2 separate regions of the Homo sapiens genome follow, and region 1 is linked to region 2. A link is an interaction called in ENCODE POLR2A ChIA-PET data of the cell type or tissue named here. Cell type or tissue: OCI-LY7. All regions are shown on one strand. Each heading gives the region's core, and the rest is flanking DNA. Links, peaks and the distances in the headings are about the cores only. Region 1 overlaps DMD (dystrophin). Region 2 overlaps DMD (dystrophin).

Region 1 (5,391 bases), core at 102-5,101, 770 kb after region 2:
TACATCATCCAGGTAGATGGCGCCATGAATAGATCCCTTTGCTTTCTGGCCTCTGAGGTAATAAAGACTTAAATCTAATTGGGTTCAGCTTAAAATCTCAATGTCATATTTAATTTAATATGCTTCCTTGTTTCCAGCTCAAGCTTAAGCCATGGTCTAAAAGACTTTCTCTGGAAGGCAAGTGTGGTTAGATTCCATCTTACACCTCCACTGCCTCTTTTTCTTTTTTTTTTTTTTAACTGCACTTCAGTTATATTATTCTCCAATGTCTTGGGAAGTAGGAGTTAAGGAAAATAGGCAAATGTCTCCTGTTAACTAGCTATTTGTAGCTTTGAGTTTATGATTTGTGTGTGTGTGTGTGTGTGTGTAACAGAGATACAAAGTTCGGGTTTATTTGGGGTACAAGTATGGGATCTTTAAGAAGTCTTGCAGAAGCTCTTTTGTTTTCCCCATCTTTAAGAAGGAAAATATGCTCTATAAAAACATCTTCAAGCCTCTTGATCCTGAGGTACTCTTGCTCCATAAAGAGTGTTCCTGGTAGATAGCTCAAACATGGCTGTCTTCTTCCACGTTCACTTGACCTATTGAGAAACGTTTGCCACACCAAGCACTGGGGAGTACAGGCTGCCCCCCTTCTTCACTGTATCATTTCTCATTCATTTTTTACCTATCAAGTAGGCATATAATTTCTGAAGCAGACATCTTCAGAAGCAGAGTTGGTAATTAGGTGTCATCCCTATCTACTCTGGACTCCCAGACCCTGTGATCAGTGGTCTTGGAGCTCCACTTACTTGCATGGGACAAAAAGGTTGAAGTACCATCTTCTTTTCCCCCTTACGGAATAAACAGAGGGAGCCATCCCTACTCTCCCTCTGGGCCATGAATTCAGAAGACCGATTCTTTCTAAAACCTTCAGAGAGTTTTAGTATAAGTGGGTATGGTGGAGCAACAAAGGCAGGGCCAGTTTTCCCAGCTCTTTTGTAAGCCCTTTGCTATGCCCTGCTATTTCCATCTCTTAGAATGAGAGAGACTTATTACTTGTTATTTTCAGTTTAAGACTATACCCAAAATTCTAAGACAACAGATAGAATTCAATGCATTCATATCCATAGTGACAGTTTCACACTTGCTCTTAAGTTAAATAGAAGAGTTAGGTCAGGAGGAAATAGTTTATCAAAAATGATATACACCCACCAGTATTCTTAGTACTTGGCACTTGAACAAATTGCAACCTGTTAGTAGGTAAAAAAGAAACACTAAAAGGAAATAGTTGGACCACTGAACTATTGCTTGATCCACTGAAGCAAGTGTTGCTTGGTCCACTGAAGTTGAGACTCTGGGAAAGAAAACTTGACTGGTAAACTCTGTGAAGTGAAGCGTGGTTGTCAAATGGAGATTAATGTCCTCTCATGGGTCTCCACTGTAGTTTCTGAAGGGCAGGTTGAGTAGGATTTGGTTTTAGCACATCTCTTGCAGGACTCCTATCCCAAGACACTTTCTATAAAATAAAACATATTCCATATTGCTCTACTTTCTGCAAGGTACGGACAGTCAGGTTGGGGCCAATTAATGCACTACCCTAAGCAGAAACTTCAAGACTTTGTCGTTGCTTTGCTTTATTTGAATTGGAATTTGGGATTTAGTTTTCGTTAGTTCATTTACTACTAAAATCACTCATAAAAATGAGGGCTTTATTTTGACATTGGCAAAAATCCTTCTTTACTCAGAAGAAAATATTTAAAACTGCTGGAAATTGAAATGTTTTACATGTCTACATCACAATGATGAATACAATGATGAGTATTTAAACACCAAAAATAAAAGTGTCTTATTACGAGATGATTGTAAACAGTGCACCCACATTCTTAATCCATTTGCAAGCATAAGCTTACCCATCACCTCATAAATGCAGTAAAATTGCTTTTTGTATTGAGTTTAATAAGTATAGTATAGGATACCTAGCTCCTTTAATGAATGTGTTTTTTGTAAAATATTATTAAATGATTTTTTTTCTAATTTGGCTTTTTAAAGCATGCATTCATATGTTAAATACATTTTTTGGTTTCAATATTCGGTTTTTTATTTCACATGCAGAGTTTTCTCTTCCAGAGTTTCTTAGACATGCTACACTTTGATTTATGTGTTTGTAATATTGTGGTACAAAGGTTAGTACATTATTTTTAAAATGGAAATGTGAGAAACTGTCAATTCATTGTAGAGATGACTTTACATTGCCAGCAAAACTCATTAAACTCTTAAAACTTTTTCTTAAACTTATTTTATATTTCCATAGTACTTTAAAGATATAAAATAATTAATTTGTGTTAACTTTTACTTAGTTTTAATTTTCATTGAAAACTGGGTTAAAATATATTATGTGTTTTTCTTGGTAACCATTACTAGGATTGTTTTCTATTTTTATATTTTTGTCATTGATCGCCAGTTATTAAAAGATGTCTTTCTAACTTTCCTTATATTTGCTGTTTCTGTCTAGCTATATAATTCCTCTTACTGCTAAGTGGATTAGCTAAAGACATGAAATAACATTTTAAAACAACAGCGGAACAGTATTCTGGAACAACAACAAAAAATCAGATTATGGTTGAAGACTTTCTACAAACTTCATTCAATGAGACAGCACAGGTCAAGCGGGCAGAAAGTCAGAAAATTCATAAGCCTGACATTCCATCAGGGTGCGCCTAATCAGATGTTTAGAAATAGAAGGCAGCTTATGCCATGACTAGTTGAAAGAATTCTGCAAGCTTGCATTGACATGAGGTCTTTTCAATGACTGAGATAATCAAGGAATCTGTGTAAATCAGCCTCTCTTATTGACTGTCAGGCCAGGAAAAGAGCCAACCCACCCGAAGTCAACTCTGCCATCATTTCTTAAGCCACACTGTTCCTTTCAGCTCATAGAATCTCATGAATAGAAAAAGTTAGGTTTCTAAAAAGAATTTTGAGGCTAGATATGTGGTTTAATGTTATTCTATATTACATCCTATACAATTAAAATCTACAGATGTGCCTTGTAGAGTACACTGTTTTTGCCTTTAGCCAGAGGAAGGACCAAATTTAATACCTGGCTAGGCAATTATTACACGCTGTGATTGGAAGTTTTCTCCAACCACCTGTCACAATGCTGAAATTTTATCACTAGAGATCCATTTCTTTGGAAGAGCTGTGGGTAGGCTGCAGCCAGTCTCCTCTGCAATAGAGGCTCTGATTATAGCCCTGAACACTGTTATCTGAAATAGTAAATTACCTGATGTAAATTTTAGTTGAAATTTTGACTGAGAACAAAAGGAAGCTATGTTTGAATTGGAATATAGGGCAAAGCCTCGGTCACCAATCTTGGATACAGAATTTTAATAGAAAGAGATTAAAATTTTCTCCAAATAATGTCCCACCCCCATTCTGACACTTTTAATACAAAAACAGATAGATTTATTGTCCAAAAGATACATCTCTGAGCAGTGGTGACCTTTGTTTACAATTTCTTCTGTAAATCCATTTTCGTCTTTGACTATTTAAAGTTTTCTGTTTTTCTCATTAAAATTTCTCCTTATACTTTTCACCCAGTCATAAATAAAGCTATTGGGCTTCATTCTAGGAACTGGTATTGAGCAATGAACAGGACAGCCGTAATCCTTGAACTCATTAGAGTTGATAGTCTAAAGTAAATGCAGACCATTAATGGGAGATTAAATATGTTATGGCACATACAAAGTGCAAGAAAGAACATAATGTCATGTGAGGGAATGCATAAATAGCTTAATTTAGCCATCCCGTAACATATTCATATATTAAAACATCATGTTACGTGCTCTAACTTGATAGAATTTTTACTTGTCAAATCAAAAAAATACAAAATTCAAAGAACATGCAAGAATTACCTCCCTGAACTTAGAAGGTGCCAGAGGTAGCCACTTGGAAGAGATGTCCACTACATTAAGAAGATAAATGTAAATTAGCCAATAAAAGGAAGTCAGAATTGAGATTATGCCAGTAAAAGGGAACAACATGTTTAAGGCCAAGAATCAAGAGGGCCACAGTGTAGGTTGGGAAATAAAAAATAAAATTTCTGTATAGCTAGAGCAGGGAGTAAAAGACACCAGCAGGACTTATATTATGAAGGGACTTTTAAGCCACATTAAGGATAAAGCTTTTGGCTGCGCGCAATGTCTCACGCCTATAATCCCAGCACTTAGGGAGGCCGAGGTGGGTGGATCATCTTAGGTCAGGAGTTTGAGACCAGCCTGGGCAAATTGGTGAAACCCTGTCTCTACTAAAAATACAAAAATTCGCCAGGCATGGTGGCAGGTACCTGTAATCCCAGCTACTTGAGAGGCTGAGGCAGGAGAATCACTTGAACCAGGGAGGCAGAGGTTGCAGTGAGCAGAGATTGTGCCACTGCACTCCAGTCTGGGTGACAGAGAGAGACTCCGCCTCCATCTCAAAAAAAAAAAAAAAAAAAAAAGAATAGAGCTTTTATTTGAAGGACAGTAAAGAATCACTAGAGAATTTTAGACAGGAAGCCCCAATTCGTTATTGAGAGAACACATTGCAGCTGCTTTACAGGTGGGATGTGGCAGAGTAAAATGCCAGTGAAGAAACTGATAGCATATTTGAGGTAAGATATAGTAATGATTTTAACTAGAGTAAAGACAATGGAGAGAGAGAGAAAAGATTGGAATCAAGAACTATTTAGAAGGTATAATAAATAATTAGTGATTGACTGATTAGATGCAACATGATGAAGGACATGATAGAGGAAGTAGAAATATCTAGAATTACATCTAATAAAGGGAATCATTATTTGTTTTTCGCTGAAACCGGAAAAAATACAGAGAAGGAGGAAAAGCAAGTTGGGGAGTTGAGAAGTAGGTGAGAAGAGTATATGCAAGGAGTTCATGTGTGGGAGTGTTAGCTTTTGGTGGTTGCAGAATATTCATGAGGAGATGTCCAATAGGGTGAGATAACATGCAAGTATGGAGATCAAGGGGAGATCTGGACTTGAGAGATGTAGAGTTGAGAGTTGTCAGAATGTGAGGAGGAATTGAAGTTAAGGTATGGGTAGAATGAGAAGAAAGGAAAGCCCAGGATAAAATCTTAATGGAGTCAAAATTTATGGTACAGGGAGAAGTACTGGGAAAGCCTTCCCTCTTCCTGCAGCATCACTAAACTTCCTGTTCTTTTGCCTTAGTCTAGATGCCTTTAACTGTAGTTTTACTTGGGCAAAGCTGTGTTATAGGCTGGCTTCACTGAAGAATAATGACATCACTAATATTTTTAAAGCTTAAAAAGTATAGTATTTATGTAATATCTAATATTCTATATATAATATAAAAACCAAGATCATCTTAAAACCTCAGTCATGCTCTGTGGGAA
Region 2 (5,391 bases), core at 107-5,106:
ATACACTATCAAGGAAAGGATTAGAGAACCCTGGGGGAGTGTGAATATTTGTGCCTCATTTAATTTTCAGAACCAGATCATGAGGAAAGAATACTTCCCATTTTAGAGATTAAAAAACAAAACCGAAGCACAGTGCTTAAGTAACTTTCTCAAGGCCATATAACTAATAAGTGGCAGATATGAGATTTTGAGCCCTACTCTAAAACTTGCTCCTCAATTTGAATGTTTACATATTTATGTAAATAATATATTTTACAATATTAAAAACGTTTTTGTAGAGATACAATAACCATATAATTTTACAGGATTGTCTTTTTTATTTACGTTTTTCTTTGGAGTATAATACATTTTTAATTATTGGCCTGAGAAGAAGATACAATAGATTATTTTTGGCAAATGGTGCACTCATTCATGAGAGACACTGTATTTTCTAAAGCAGGCTGATCTCTGCATAATACTGGCTCCCTGAAAATAAATCCTTGCTGGGCCGGGCGCGGTGGCTCACATCTGTAATCCCAGCACTTTGGGAGGCCGAGGTGGGAGCATCACGAGGTCAGGAGTTCGAGACCAGCCTGACCAACATGGTGAAACCCCATCTCTAGTAAAAATACAAAAATTAGCCGGGCGTGGTGGTGCATGCCTGTAATCCCAGCTACTCAGGAGGCTGAGGCAGGAGAATCGCTTGAACCCAGGAGGTGGAGGTTGCGGTGAGCCAAGATCGTGCCATGGCACTCCAGCCTGGGCGACAGAGCGAGACTCTGTCTCAAAAAAAAAAAAAAAAAAAAAGAAAGAAAAAATAAATCCTTGCAATTTATCTGCCATATTGAATTTGTTCTGGAATAATGGGGATAAAATCAAAATAGGAAATAAAGTATCAATTTTATTCCACTATTATTTTATTTATTATTTTCATCTTAGTCATATGGAATTATATTTATAGGAACATGTTAAAATGCATTTTCAAGATAATTATTGCACACAATTTAAACAATTGTTTTGAGTGACTTTTTGTAGAGGTAGAACAGTTCTGTAAAATTAAGGTTTGGCTTTGCTTTGTTTGACCTAGATTCCCTATTAATTTCAAAATAAATGTGCCTTATATTTCAAAATCGGATTTCGTATATGAAAGCTCATGTCAGTTCACAACAAAAAAAAATCATTAAAAAAGAATAGTGCGTTATTTTATTACTGTTTTGATAGCAATACCTGAGGATACCGTAAATGTGTGCATGTACTTTTGTTTACAAATAAAAAACAGTTATGAGAAGACAAAAAAATCTAATGTAGAATAATTTATTCCACTAAAACCCAGCTTTCCTCATGGAAATCATGCAACACCTAGTGAGATTATGCTAGCACATAGGGAAATTTCACAAATGCACATTCTTAGACATATTAACCTTCTGGATCAGCATTCAACAAAGGTAAAATAATGTACGCTATTGATATCAGACTCCTTAGCTCCCTATTCTGGCTCCCTTTTAACTATCAAAACACAGTAATCTGTGTTTTCCTTCTTTGTACATCAGTTATTGTACCTGCCACTCTTTATAAGCATTCACTTTTCTCTTGTTTTTAAGCACAGTGGTAGCAATGGCCATGACTTAGAGGCTTAATGAAATGAAGGACAGATTATAAACAAATTAAACCCACACTGCTTTCTTTATAGAAGCAGCTGCAGAGTGTTCTGAGGTTTTTTTTTTTCCTTGTTGAGTAAAGGAACTAATAAGGAAAATTTCATGGCTTCAAGGTCTAGAGATAAGAAATGAAAGTTGTAACAGGAGAGGAGCTGGGAAAAGCACAGAAATGTAGATTTCGCGGATCATGATGAAAGCCACAGGTGACTTGGTGACCACAGAAATGAGAACACAGGGTTGGGTGTCTAGGCAGGAAGTTGGGAGGCTGGTGGAGTCCTGGTTCAACTCTAAAGTCTCAGTTATCTCAGCACATGCTCTTGTGGTGCTGCTGAGATTTGGCTGATTGCCTACCCCAAACCTAAAAATAGCCGAGCCTCATTCTTTTGTAGTGGCAGCCAGAGGCGCAGCTGTGTGGGGACTGGCTATCTTTTTCCTTAGCTTTGACAAATAGCTGAGAGTTGGTGGGCTTGAGTGTGCACCTGTTGAGACAGAAAGTGCTGAGTTTAGTTGACAACACTGCTGAAGGTAATTTCACACTTTCATTCCAATTGATCACCGAAACTTAGAAAAATTTTCTCCTTTTCTAAATCCTTCTCCTTGCCCATGAATATATACATACATATATTTTTCTCGAACTGTTTGAGAGTGATTGTTACCAAAGGCAATTGTTTTTAAATCAGAATAACAAATCTCCTGTTTGAGTGGCTAACTCAAATTTTATTTTCTTATTTAATTTAGTAGAATTTAAAAGATTTAAAATAGTTTTGAAATTAGGAAATAATATTTTTATTCCCATAAGTCTAAAGGTACAATCTAGCCCATTACATCACTATAAAAAATCATCTCCATATTTATTAGATTACAGGATATTCCGCTTTAAACTAGAATTTGCGTTGCATACATTTTTGCAGAAAAACTCATTCTTAATTTTTTCTAAAACAGTAGATTGGATATGTGTTAAAGGTTCATGTTCTAGTACTTCTTTAAATGCTTATTGTCAGCTTTATAAAATCATTTTATCACAAAAAGTTAGTTTTCTGTAGGCTTATTTTCCTTGATAGGATTCCTTCTCTTACAAACTGGTTATATGAATTAAAATGTAAATGTTAGTGAATTGTCATATCTTGTAAATATACTAGGGTAGAACTGATATCTTTATGCAAATTAGAAAAATATTTTACAGTATCAGTTATGGAGTTTTTTTTCTACTCTTCCTTTTTCTTTGTTAATATTGGCATGTGATGAAATCACTACTTTATAAGTTTGCTACTTTGATTAAGACTCAGAAATCAGAGTGGCTGGGTGTGGTGGCTCATGCCTATAATGCCAGTACTTTGGGAGGCCAAGGAGAGAGAGGATCCCTTGAGCCCAGGAGTTCAAGACCACCCTGGACAACAGAGTGAGACCTCATCTCTACAAAAAAAAAATGAAAAGAAATGAGCCAGGCATAGTGACAACACGCCTATAGTCCCACCTACTCAGGAGGCTGAGGCAGGAGGATCACTGGAGCCTAGGAGGTCAAGGCTACAGTGAGTCATGATCTCACCATTGCATTCCAACTTGGGCAACAGAGCAAGATTATGTCTCAAAAGAAACAGATCAATCAGAGAAGTAACTTTAAATATTTTAATATAAAAAAAGGCAACATCTCTTAGCAAATAAAAATAGCGACGTCCTTCTCTTTCTGTAAATCTATCCAAGACATGAGTGCTGTTATCGATTCGGTTTAGGGTTTTGTTTTGTAATATTTTTTTCCCCTTTCACAGCAATACATTTTGGGGTATGGTTTGCTGACAATATTTTCCACAGTAATCAGTGGCTTAGCTGTAAATAGAGGATAAGTATTGCATCTGGGGAATACACATTAGAAACAATTGGTATTTCTGGTTCATATAAAGGTGGAAAAATACTTGGCCAGATGGGCACTTATTTATTTATTTTCCTGACCAGAAATAACAGGCAATGTGTGAGAAAGTGTGGAAAGCACTGGGTTGGCCGTCAAAAGCAGGATCTTACAAAGGTTGAAGGAAGCTAATCTGCTGAGAGGTTTTCTTTTTTTAATGACTTTCACATAGTATTTTTCAAAGCCTCTGTGCATTAACACTCACGCCAAAGGAAATGATTTGTTTTTTCAAGCACTTGGTCAGTGCAATAGCTCCGCAGCTAATAATGACATATGGCAAATTTTGAGTACTTACTTTGTGCTACGTACTGTAATAAGAGCTTTGTGTATATTATGTGAGTAAATACTTAGGACAAGCCTGTGAGAGAGCTATTATTGTTCCCATTTTACAGATGAAGAATTCTGAGTTAGAATTAGACTTTGAAAGTCAAACTTTCTCCTTCCCTATCCCTTGCTGTTATCCACCACATCATGCTACCTCCCTGAGCTCAGTGATTACCTACAATGAGGTTTACCAGCTTGTCCTATAGTTACCTGTGTTATAACTGCCATGTTCCTGAAATAAATTAACTATAAAATGGTGCCCATCGACTGATATAGAGACCAGTCATTTTTTTTTTATAGTTTTATCTGGCCTGGGGTTATCAAGATACTAGGTTTAATAGAACTTACTTCCAGATTTAAATGTCTTTGTTCATTCATGAAAATCAATTGATTGGATCCAATGATTTTAGATCTAGACAACTGTCAGTCATGTAATCTAACTAACTCATTGTTTAAAGAGGCAACTGAGGTGCTGAAACTTTCAATAATTGGATTAATTTTATCTTTAGTCAGTTATATCATTAGAACCTAGGTCTCTATTTCTTAATCTCAACCAAAATATACATACATACATATATGTGTGTATGTAAGCACCATTTCTGCTAATTTACAAAAACCTAGCAAACCAGTTTAAGAAAAAAAAAAGTTTCCTTTGCTCATGTAACGAAAAAGTGAAGAGGTATTACTTACTTCAGATACAGTTAGTTTTGGGATCTCAAGTGATGTCACCTAGCCCAGTACCTCTCTCACCCTTTCTCCACTGTGTTTTCAAAGGCTCTTAAAAAAAAAAAAAAAAAAAGCTCTTAGACATTATCTCTCGATATGGGACCCATTATTAGTCTTAGACTTATATCATTGTACCTCAATTCCAATAGAAAATGAAAACACCATTCTCTCCAACAGAAGACCTAGGATTACTTGTAATTGACTCTGAAGAAATCACCTACACATTCCTGAATCAATCAACCTAGTTCAGGAGTACAGTGTTCTGATTGGGCAGGTTCCATCAGACACCCACTCCTGGAACCAGAGCCAGGTAAGTTCAACCCAAAACTGTCAGAGAGGAGCAGGGGTGGGTAGGCCACAACGAACAGAGATACAACAAGACAAACAGTGAAGAAGAAGATGAAATGGGTAGCAGGCATAATAAGATTATAAAGTCTTGTAGGTCCCAAACTCTGTGTGTATGTGTGTGCATGTGTGTGTGCGCGTGTGTGTGAGTAACCCTCAAAAGTATACAAGTATTGTGCTTCCTGTAATGACAGACACCCTTCTGTTGATAATAATGATTCATGTAGCCCAAGAATATAAGAAAGTATTCTGTTTGTAAAATAAATATTTAGAATGGGAATAAATTTGTATAAACAGAAGCATGTTTGATTTTCTTTAAAAAGTGCGTGATAAATATGATGATCCCAGGAGGTTTGTTCGTTATTTAAATGTTTAAACATGTGATATGTCTCTTTCAGAATAATAAATAGTAGGGAATAGCAATATAGCACTTTTCGGCCGGGCTCAGTGGCTCAC

The links. ChIA-PET counts read pairs that join two places held together with the same protein. Peaks named below come from ENCODE experiments on the same cell type or tissue, not always from the same donor. Only the 100,000 strongest peaks of a DNase experiment are listed, where the experiment ranks them.
Region 1: POLR2A ChIA-PET joins it to region 2 with 8 read pairs; 2 of 35 experiments call an interaction of 5 or more read pairs at or near these places.

Annotation. Positions count from the first base shown.
Region 1 is chrX:32,412,800-32,418,190 of GRCh38, reverse strand. All of the region lies in intron 29 of DMD (dystrophin), which reads left to right. Among named protein-coding and RNA genes, the nearest start is that of MIR3915, 170 kb to the left of the region's middle. In OCI-LY7, for the core only: no CTCF peak of the experiment used is centred there; no DNase peak of the experiment used is centred there.
Region 2 is chrX:33,180,116-33,185,506 of GRCh38, reverse strand. The region is part of intron 1 of DMD (dystrophin); the gene reads left to right. Among named protein-coding and RNA genes, the nearest start is that of DMD, 29 kb to the left of the region's middle. In OCI-LY7, for the core only: no CTCF peak of the experiment used is centred there; a DNase peak (open chromatin) is centred at 1,996; H3K4me3 peaks cover 1,230 bases; H3K27ac peaks cover 3,585 bases.